Linked DNA regions of Homo sapiens: region 2 is linked to region 1. A link is a loop called in an ENCODE intact Hi-C map of the cell type or tissue named here. Cell type or tissue: Caco-2. All regions are shown on one strand. Each heading gives the region's core, and the rest is flanking DNA. Links, peaks and the distances in the headings are about the cores only.

Region 1 (5,371 bases), core at 205-5,204:
GGCGCGATCTCGGCTCACTGCAAGCTCCGCCTCCCGGGTTCACGCCATTCTCCTGCCTCAGCCTCCCGAGTAGCTGGGACTACAGGCGCCCGCCACCACGCCCGGCTAATTTTTTTGTATTTTTAGTAGAGATGGGGTTTCACCATGTTAGCCAGAATGGTCTCGATCTCCTGACCTCGTGATCCGCCCGCCTCAGCCTCCCAAACTGCTGGGATTACAGCTGTGAGCCACCGCGCCCAGCCCCAAAGTTAGCTCTTACTGGAAAATTGTCCTGATCCCCCAAGCTGAGCCTGAGTTCTTCCTTTATGCACCTCCCCTCAACTTCACCAGTATGTGGTGCATGTCTCTGTTAAATCACTTAGCACTCAGGTTCATGCCATTTCTCTTGTTGCTCCTTACTAAATAGAGAGAAATAGTGAATTCTCAAGTACACTTTCTTCTTTATACCCATTTCCAACAGTGTCAGGGTAATGTAGGAGCTTCATAAATATTTTTGGAAATAATGAACTGTATATGTGGGAGGCAGGAAAATTCTCCCTGAGATAATGTAAAGAGCTTTCCAATTAACCACCTCTTTATCCTGGGACAAGAGAGAGAGAGAGGAGAAGGTCTGGACACCAAAGTACCTGGGAATCCAGAAATCTAAAGCAATCAGATTTTTTTTTCTTCTTTTTGGCTCCAATCCTATTAATTCCACCCTCAACTAAAAATGATCTGATTTCAACAAACAGATGCTTTATAATCTCCCCTCACCTGGCCCTCCACTTTCTTTCACTCTAGTCTTTTTATTTCCTTTGAGTCGAAACCTCAGTCCATATTATGGCTCTCTTTTGCAGTTAGCCCCTTATTTTGTAACCAGATGTTTTAAAAAGTAGCAAAGAGGGATTCTTTCCACTTGCCATTCTAAAATGCCCACTTGAGTCTTTCATTTGGTGTTCCTCCTGCCTTAGGTATGGACTCACCTTACTCAGTCCCAACAAGACTCTATACCAGCAAATAAACTCAAAAGAAAGCTGAAATTTAATACAAAACCTTAATTTTAAAAACTATCCTAAAGGCTTGATGTTATGTAGAGACATCAGTGAAAACCACTATCCCTCTCTCAACCCAGTATTGGGTTTGGATCCTAGAAAATGCCAAAAATAGACAAAAATGTTTCCAGTTCTTTTTTTCTGACCTAGATAATGTAAAACCAAAGATTCATTCCTGGAAAAGTGCTAGGGTATTTTTGGGGATTTAAAATCAAGCTCAGTTAATGTGGTCTATAGGGCAGTCACTAAGATTGGTCCATGCTAAAACATGTCTTTGTCAACAATTGTAGGGCCAACACACATACTTTCAATACTCTTTCTTGGCGAGAAGTATAGGAACTATGAGTAATCAGAAATAGAAGAGCAAAAGGAAAAGTGAAAAGATGAGAAGAGTCCATGAGAAAAGAGAGGCAAATTACAGGGAAGGAGAAAATCGAGGTTTTTGAATGGGAAATACAGTGGACATGAGAGGATCTGAGAAACAGACATATTTCCTGTCAGTAGAGGCCGAAGGTAAACAAGGATGTCGTGTAACAGAAAGAAATGGGAAGGCCAAGTTAAAGAAAAGAATGAGAGAAGGCTTGGAACTAAAACAGGTAAAGAGATAATGACAGTGAAAACTATCTCAGGCATGTCAACAGGACTGATAAGGAACAGTGAGGGACATCCAGGATCTCACATCAAAGACAGAAGGGTCAACATGTGGAGAGAGAAAAAGGAAGAGGGATCCCAGCTGTTAGGGGGAAAAGGTGCTGTTAAAGACAGCTCTAGTCTGCATTTTGAACCTTACATTCTGAAAGGAAGCACTTCACCAAGCCAATACAAAACACTGTACAAATCTCTGCTGTTCACAAATTTTAGAGTAAATAAAAGCAAACTAATGCTACACATCAAATACCTTAACTGGCGAGACATAATTCCTAGTTCATTTTAGCCGCCGGGGGCAAGAAGCTATCAAAGTGATTTTTTTTTTCCAGCACCTTAATGTGAGACAAGTATGAAGGAAAGACAAGTATGAAAGAAAAAGTCCCAAACCAATATTGCCCAGTAGTAATTTTCAGAGTGATTTCTCTTTTCAGTATAGACTTGGATGTATTCGGACCCCTTGGAGGGGGCGCCGGAGAAGCGGCCCAGAAAGTATTTCTATATTAAGAAAAATTTAGTTTGGATGCAAAGTGAGTTTTGCGGACCTCAATACAGCCTCGAGAAATCTGAAGTACTCCTCTACAGCGTTAATAAAGAAAGATAACTCAGATTGCCTGTTAACTTGCAGCTTCTCCTCCTCCCCCATCGGCTTCAGCCTGAACTCATCAAAGCACCGGAGGACAGGAACGGACCTTCTATCGCTTTTGTTTCCTGCGTGGCGGAGACTTAGAGGAACGGCCGGTCGCCTACCTGCCTTCCACTTCCCCGGCCGCAGAGCAGTTCGCTGCCGGCTCGGTTCGCCGCCAACCTCACCTACCGGCTGGCTCTCCGGCCTGACTCTTCTGGGATGGGTGGCAGGGGGTGGGGGAGACCTCAGGGGGCGGAGGGACACGAGGAGGCGGGCCTGACCCTTCCCCCAGAGGCAGGGAGGAGGTGCCGCCAGGGCGCAGGTGAAACCGACTCGGCCCTATCCCGGGAACTTTCGCTGTGAGGACTCGTTGCGAGAGGCTAGAGTCGCGCAGGGGCGGCCTCGGAGCCGCCCTCTCTCACGCAGACTGCCGCGGGGACTCAGCCTTGGGGCCACCCGGAGGGGACCCACGGCCCTCCTGGCGCGCTCACGGGCTGCGGGCAGCGCTGGCCTCCGCGGCTGATGGGGGCGGCTAGTGCCGCCCCGGGCGCAGGTGACACTCGCCCGGCCAGGGTTTCCTCTGGCTGGGGAGAGCCCCGGGAGGGCGAGACTCAGACACCTCTGGGGCGGAGGACAAGGCAGCGATGGCCCGAGAGCTGAGCCAGGAGGCACTACTGGACTTTCTGTGCCAGGCTGGGGGCCGCGTGACCAACGCTGCCTTGCTGAGCCACTTCAAGAGCTTTCTCCGAGACCCCGACGCGTCCCCCAGCCAGCACCAGCACCGCCGCGAGCTCTTCAAGGGCTTCGTCAACTCGGTCGCCGCAGTGCGCCAGGACCCCGACGGCACCAAGTACGTGGTGCTCAAGAGGAGATACAGGGACCTTTTGGGGGAGGAGGGGCTGCAGCGACCCCGCGAGCCGCCCGCGGCCGCCCCCAGTGCAGGGGGAGCTGCGCCCTGCTCCCCGCGAGGCGCGCGCCGGGGGGAGCCGCCCCAGCAGCAGCCCAGGCGGCGGCGGCGCGAGAAGGAGCCGGAGGAGGAGCCAGCAGGTGCAGCAGCCAGAGCCGCCGACGCAGCTTGCAATGGACTCCCGGGCAGCGACTCCCGTAGGGCGCCCGGGAAGGGCGGCGGATCGAAGGGCAGTCCCGGACAGAGGCCGCCGGTGCCCGCAGCTGCAGCGGCAGGGGCCCAGGCGAGAGCGAGCTGCGCGGCGGCGAAGACGCAGGGCCGCTGCTGCTGGGAATGCCTCCAGAACAACCTGGCTGTACTGCCGGGAGAGCTCGGCGCACTCCCGCACTCGGCCACCGCGGAGGAGAAGCCGGCACGGGCTCTGCCTGCCCAGGATGACCGCGGGGCTTCCAGGGAGCGGGAAGAAGGCGCGCTAGCTGAGCCGGCGCCTGTGCCTGCAGTGGCTCACTCGCCTCCCGCCACCGTCGAGGCTGCGACAAGCAGGGCTTCCCCGCCTGCTCTCCTGCCCGGCCCCGCTCCCCGCGGAGACCGGCCGGAGCTGCTGACCCCCAGCTCCCTGCATTATTCGACCCTGCAGCAGCAGCAGCAGCGCACTCGAGAGTGGGTGGCCAGGCACCCGCAGGTGCCCGAGGCCCGTGATCAGGGCCCTATCCGCGCCTGGTCGGTGCTGCCAGACAACTTCCTCCAGCTGCCCTTGGAACCCGGCTCCACGGAGCCTAATTCAGAGCCGCCAGACCCCTGTCTTTCCTCGCACTCTCTCTTTCCTGTTGTTCCGGATGAGTCCTGGGAATCCTGGGCGGGGAACCCTTCATTGACTGTCTTTCGCAGCATTCGTTGTCAGCTGTCCCTCCAAGATCTGGATGACTTTGTGGACCAGGAGAGTGATGGCAGTGAGGAGAGCAGCAGTGGGCCCAAAGACTCCCCGGGGGCTTCTGAAGAGGGGCTGCAGGTTGTCTTGGGAACCCCAGATAGGGGGAAGCTCAGGAATCCAGCTGGGGGCCTTTCTGTATCTCGGAAGGAGGGCAGCCCCAGCCGGAGCCCTCAGGGTCTCAGAAACAGAGGGGATGGTCACATCTCTCAGCAGGTCCCTGCAGGGGCTAATGGCCTTGCAGGCCACCCCCTGAAGCCTTTGCCTTGGCCAGTTCCTAAGTTAAGGAGGTCCCTCAGGAGGAGCTCTCTGGCAGGGAGAGCCAAATTGTCCTCCTCTGATGAGGAGTACCTCGATGAGGGCTTGCTGAAAAGAAGTCGGCGCCCACCTCGATCCAGGAAGCCCTCCAAGGCAGGAACGGCACCCAGCCCAAGGGTTGATGCAGGTTTATCACTAAAACTTGCAGAGGTTAAGGCTGTTGTGGCCGAGCGGGGTTGGCGACACAGCCTGTGGGTCCCCAGTGGGGAGGGGTCTGCAGCCTTGGCCCCCCACAGAACTTCTGAGCACAAATCATCCCTGGTTCCACTAGATGCCAGGGAGCATGAGTGGATTGTGAAGCTTGCCAGTGGCTCCTGGATTCAGGTGTGGACTTTGTTCTGGGAGGACCCTCAACTGGCCTTGCACAAAGACTTTTTGACTGGGTACACTGCGTTGCACTGGATAGCCAAACATGGTGACCTCAGGGCCCTTCAGGACTTGGTGTCTGGAGCAAAGAAGGCAGGGATTGTCCTTGATGTAAACGTGAGGTCCAGTTGTGGATATACCCCGCTGCACCTTGCAGCCATTCACGGCCACCAGGGGGTCATCAAATTGCTAGTGCAAAGGTTGGCTTCTCGGGTAAATGTCAGGGACAGCAGTGGGAAGAAGCCATGGCAGTATCTAACCAGTAATACCTCTGGGGAAATATGGCAGCTGTTGGGAGCTCCTCGGGGCAAGCCCATTTTCCCTGTCTATCCCTTAGTTGGAAGTTCTTCCCCTACCAGAAAGGCCAAGAGCAAGGAAATATCTAGAAGTGTCACCCGAAAAACTTCCTTCGCTGCACTACTCAAAAGTCAGCACAACAAGTGGAAACTGGCCAACCAGTATGAGAAATTCCACAGTCCAAGGGAAAGAGAAGAGTATAGTGACTGAGGTGGGTCTCTCTGTCCAACATGCAGGCAGCACTCCCTCAT
Region 2 (5,371 bases), core at 223-5,222, 130 kb after region 1:
GTTCACCATGTTGGCCAGGCTGGTCTTGAACTCCTGACCTCAGGTGATCCGCCTGCCTTGGGCTCCCAAAATGCTGGAATTACAGGTATGAGCCACCACGCCTGGCCAGCATTATATCTCAACACAGAAAATGCCTTCTCTGTTTCTTGGTTACCTATACATGTATTCTCTCCCTGCCCCAAAGAGATTGCCACAAATCTTCCTGAGAGAAAGGATGGCGTCTAATGGCGCCTCTCTATGTATGTGGGCTTTGAGGGAGAACTTGTTGAACTGCATCACTAGGCCACCTACCCTTTCTTCATTACTGGCATCTTCACCAAGGCCGCTAAGGACATTCTCAACACGGGCTAGACGCCCCGAGAGGGAGAGCAGCAGGTTGACCACCTTGTCCAAATCCCCTATGAACATCCTATACTTGTCAAACTCATTGGGCTTGCAGAGCTCGCTGATCAGAGCCTCCACCTCTTCTCCCAGGGCGTTGTTGAGCTTGATGTCCGTGAGCAGGCTCCCCTTCGCCTCCTGGAGGGTCTCCAGCTTGTGGGTGAGACTTCCAATGAGCTCAGCCTGAAATGACAGATAAGACCGCAAAGATCAGCCAACAGGAGGTGCCAGTGGAAGCAGAAGTCACCTCCCCCAGCCACCTTCTGTCATCTTCAAGGCTCAGCTGAATATCCTCCCCCTTCTCTATATGGAGTGTCCCCCAATATTATGCCATAATAGCCTTCTTTCCCTAAGGGTCTACCATTGCCTTTCTCTAAACCTCACACACCAACACTTGATTACACACAACCTTGTAATGTTTTCCATTGTGTCATGCTATGTACAGCTTTGTCTTCTGTTTTTTTTTTTTTTTTTTTTTTTTTTTGAGACAGAGTTTGGCTCTTGTCACCCAGGCTGGAGTACAATGGTTCAATCTCGGCTCACTGCAATCCTCTGCCTCCTGGGTTCAAGCGATTCTCCTGCCTCAGCCTCCTGAGTAGCTGGGATTACAGGTGCCCACCACCACGCCTGGCTAATTTTTGTATTTTTAGTAGAGATGGGGTTTCATCATGTTGGCCAGACTGGTCTCGAACTCCTAACCTCAAGTGATCCACCAGCCTCAGCTTCTCAAAGTGCTGGGATTATAGGCATAAGCCACTGTGCCTGGCCAATTACTCATTTTTAAAAGTCCTTTTAAGACATGTTCTCATTTGATCCTCATGACAATACTATGGGTAAGTAGGCAGGTAGAGTAAACAGTATTCTTATTTTACAAATAGGCCAAGAGTCAGAGGAATTAAGGGATTGGCCCAAGGTCTTAGAGCTGAGTTGAATATTAATTGTAGCTACCATTTGTAGAGCAGTTGATATGTGCCATACATATGGAGAAACTCTACACTGATTATGTTACTTAGTCTTCCCAGCAATCTTATAGTAGATACTGTTTTATCTACCTATAATAAGGGAGGAAACTAAGACATTGTGAGGTGAAGTGAACTCAAGTCAGCCTCACTTTAGGGGCCACCCTTGTACAATCATTAGAAATTGACAGCAAGACCTTTATCAGAAAGTCAGCCCCTTGTTCTACCTCCCCTGTCTCCAGTTACCAGAGCTGTGCAATTTGACACCTTAATCACATATTTCCATACTTATAAAACAGTGAAGCAAATACCCAATATATTTAACTGAAGGAAGGAAGTAAATGTCTTAGTGGCTTCTAGTTTGAATTCATTTATATTGTCTACTGCTTCTTTTGCACAACAGAAATTAAACTCCACGGTTTTTGTAATTAGTCTTTCATTTTTCTCTTAGCCTAAAATAGCTAGATGGAAAGAAGACAATCTTTTTTAGTTAAAACTTACTTTTTTTTTTTTACTGCTAAAAAGGCCCCAGCTCAAAAATTCTCTGTATGTACATACACACATGCATACTATATATATAATTGGTGTGTGTGTATATACACACACACGCATATAGACACATGCACACACATGCACACCCCAAACTGGCTTCAACTGGAAACTTGGTTAAATATAAAGGTTACAACTTCTATGTTGGAAGTATATGTTCATTTTAAAGGAAAAAAAAAACACACACACAAAAAAAGGAAAAACATATTTTTGACCAACAGAATTGAAAGGTACTGACAACTTTTTGTACTATTTCAGTATCAGCACCAGAGAAGGTCCATTAGGAATGTAATCACAATGACTAGGGAAATATTTATTTCTCCACAATCTGCCTATCTTGGAGTCGGACCATCAGAGGTACTTCACAAGTGAGTGAGGTTCATAATGTCCTTGAAATGTCTAAGTTCTGGCTTTAATGGTGACATCTTGTTGTTTTCTCAATCTGCCTAATCCTAGAGGCTGCAGGTGGCTAAAAAATTCACATCCAGGCTGGGCGCAGTGGCTCATGCCTGTAATCCCAGCACTTTGGGAGGCTGAGGTGGGCGGATCACCTGTGGTCAGGAGTTTGAGACAAACCTGGTCAAAATGGTGAAAGCCCATCTCTACTGAAAAAAATACAAAAATTAGCCAGGCGTGATGGTGGGCGTCTGTAATCCCCAGCTACTAGGAGGCTGAGGCAGGAGAATCGCTTGAACCTGAGAGGTGGAGTTTGCAGTGAGCCTAGATCACACCACTGTACTCCAGCCTGGGTAACAGAATGAGACTCTGTCTCAAAAATCACATCTGCTGCACCATCTCATCACAGGTTATAATCTTTGGTTTTCCTCAAGCTGTTAAAATTGCTTAATATTAATTATTTAAGTTTTCTTATCTTCACCTGGAAAAATTTCATTTTCCAAAAAAGCAATTCTGGCTGGAAGCTATGAAATTTACCTGCAAGAGAACATGTTATATACCTCCAGCAAAATGCCTGGCAGGGTGTGATGATCTTTCACTGTGATATCAGCGCATATGGAGAAAATGGCAAGGACACTGGAATGCAAAGCAGCAGGAAAAATAAACACTGCATGCTGTTGTGTCTCCCAGCATTCCTGCTGGACTGGGTTAAGACAAGTCAAATGTCATCATTCCTGTTTTTCAGACAGATAATGAGAGAGAATGTCATCTATGTGAAGTCAGCCCAGGAATTTTTAACTCGAAGGGTACATTTCCTAGGCTTTTTGCTCTAGATGTTACTGGAAGACACTTAAAGACAACTGGGTTATACCAAATTGAAAGAGATAGTTACTGGGGCAAAACATTATCACTGCACCCTCAGGAAAAGGCCTTCAGCTCATTCAAATTTCAGGCGTCCATTTCAACCTCATGTCCTGAGAAGCAGAATTTCTAGAATGTCTAGAAAATGCTTTTTAAAAACCAAATAGTGGAAAGAAACAAGGTGGTTTTTTTCAGCCTGTTTTTCATTATTTCTATTAATGACTTTTTTTGAAACTAGTATGGTGTGTTGTCATTTCTGGAAGGAACTAAAACCCTTATTAAACTATTATTTCATGTGGCCTCATTGTATTTAAAAATCCTCCTGTGGCTCTTAGAGGCTGCTTTTTTTGTTGTTTTGTTTTTTTGAGATGGAGTTTCACTCTTGTTGCCCAGGCTGGAGTGCAATGGCGTGATCTCGGCTCACTGCAAACTCTTGCCTCCTGGGTTCAAGTGATTCTCCTGCCTCAGCCTCCCGAGTAGCTGGGATTACTGGCACCCGCCACCACGCCCAGCTAATTTTGTATTTTTAGTAGAGATGGGGTTTCACCATGTTGGTCAGGCTGGTCTCGAACTCCTGACCTCAGTTATTCACCTGCCTTGGCCTCCCAAAGTGCTGGGATTACAGGTGTGAGCCACCGCGCCCAGCCAGAGGCTGGTATTTTAAAGGACATGTGTGATGCTTATCAATTTGCAAATGGGCAGAAACCAAGGATAAGTAGTTTGCTCTCACATGTGGTGGTGAGTGATGAGAGGAGAGAACTCATCCTTTCAAATTTTCTGCTGAACTCAGGTCAACAGCTCTCTCCGGCACCTAAGCAGATCAGCAACACTGCAGGGGTGGCCCTGAGGTGAGCATGGTTCAGTGGACTGGAAGGGTCAAAATAACTTGACCCAGCCAAACTGCAATCGGGCTTCAAACACAACCATCCAGTCAACCCCATCTTTCCTTCCCAGACCCTGTTTTGGTTTTCAGAGACATCAGTGCTGGGCAGAACCATAAATAAATCTGTCACAGGAGCATGTGTGTACCCCAGGCTTCACGGTGCAAGAAAGAACGGAATGAGATGAAAATGTATAGAAGTGATGCAGGGAGGCTTCTGTGGAAAGAACCTGATTTTGGAAAGTTATTAATATTTGCTGGGCTCTAATGTGATATCTCATGGCTCAGCCACAGATGCTAAGGCCAGAATTACTGAGTGGTCACGTCAGTCACTCCTGGCTGAATGTTCCTCAGTTAGGTGGCATTTGAATTTTTTAAAAGCCCTAACGAGCCCCTTAAAATATGATAATTTGAATTTTAAAATGCAGTTAAGAGGGATTTGAGAAACTGACAGCAGCAAGAGAAAGCTGGCTGTACTAAATAGCCATTTCTTTGCCAGGCAGATCTCTTCCAAAAAACCTACCAATGTCTACCAGAATAACTCACCGGGGGAGGGAGAAGAGGTGTGTTTTGTTTTAAATAACACACTAGTCTCTCAGGAGCTACTTAATTTGTGAAATCATTTATCCACTTCTCATCTGGCATAAACTGTTAGCTCACCCTGTGTGAGATGCTATTTATACGAGTTCTTCCCCCAAACATAGCTTCATAGACCCTGCCTCCCACCTCATCCTCTGCAGAAATGTCCTCTGGACCCTTCCCCACTTCCTGCCTACAGCAGGATGAACACTGGACAAGGAGGCAGGAGGCTCTGACATAACATTCGGCATCAGGCAAGTCACTTGACCTTCTGTTTCTCAGTTATCCACAGCGAGAAGAAAATAACACCTGCCGAAAACTAATAATAATGTCTAATTAATTATTCAGCTCTTTCTCTGTGCCAGACACCATTTAAGTGTTTTACTATTCAATTACTACTTGCAACAACCCGGTGAGAGAGGTATTATTATTATCCCCGTTTACCGATGAGGAAAGTGAGGAGGATAGAGGTTAACTTGTTCAAGGCCATGCAGCTGGTACGTGACAGAGCCAGGCTTAAACGCAGATCATCTGGCTTCAGACTTTCATCACTTTATTAAAATAGCTCATAAGAATACTATGAGGCTCAAATGAGGCTGGCGGAAACCACAACATATGATATTAGTTTCAAAAGAAGTCATAACAGAAATAACGAAAACCATGAGGATGAAAAGAAAAGCCTTGTTTCTTTCCACTGTTGAGTTTTTCAAAAGCATTTTCTAGAAATTCGACTTCTCAAGTCATGAATGTTGAAATGGAGGCCAGA

Evidence for each region. A loop is a pair of places that touch in the nucleus more often than their neighbours do. Peaks named below come from ENCODE experiments on the same cell type or tissue, not always from the same donor. Only the 100,000 strongest peaks of a DNase experiment are listed, where the experiment ranks them.
Region 2: it touches region 1 in a loop (4-fold over the local background); 3 of 110 quality-filtered maps call a loop at or near these places.

Annotation. Positions count from the first base shown.
Region 1 is chr4:76,895,427-76,900,797 of GRCh38, reverse strand. It overlaps SOWAHB (sosondowah ankyrin repeat domain family member B), which reads left to right and starts at 2,654. Exons shown (of 1, transcript NM_001029870.3): 1 at 2,654-5,371. The coding sequence starts at 2,949. The coding sequence ends at 5,330. RefSeq lists silencers at 2,494-2,563, 2,634-2,933, 3,194-3,303. In Caco-2, for the core only: no CTCF peak of the experiment used is centred there; DNase peaks (open chromatin) are centred at 1,717, 2,597, 3,076 and 3,620; H3K4me3 peaks cover 2,823 bases.
Region 2 is chr4:76,765,819-76,771,189 of GRCh38, reverse strand. SHROOM3 (shroom family member 3) reads right to left here. Exons shown (of 11, transcript NM_020859.4): 10 at 292-564. The region is part of intron 1 of SHROOM3-AS1 (SHROOM3 antisense RNA 1); the gene reads left to right. Among named protein-coding and RNA genes, the nearest start is that of SHROOM3-AS1, 34 kb to the left of the region's middle. In Caco-2, for the core only: no CTCF peak of the experiment used is centred there; a DNase peak (open chromatin) is centred at 2,949.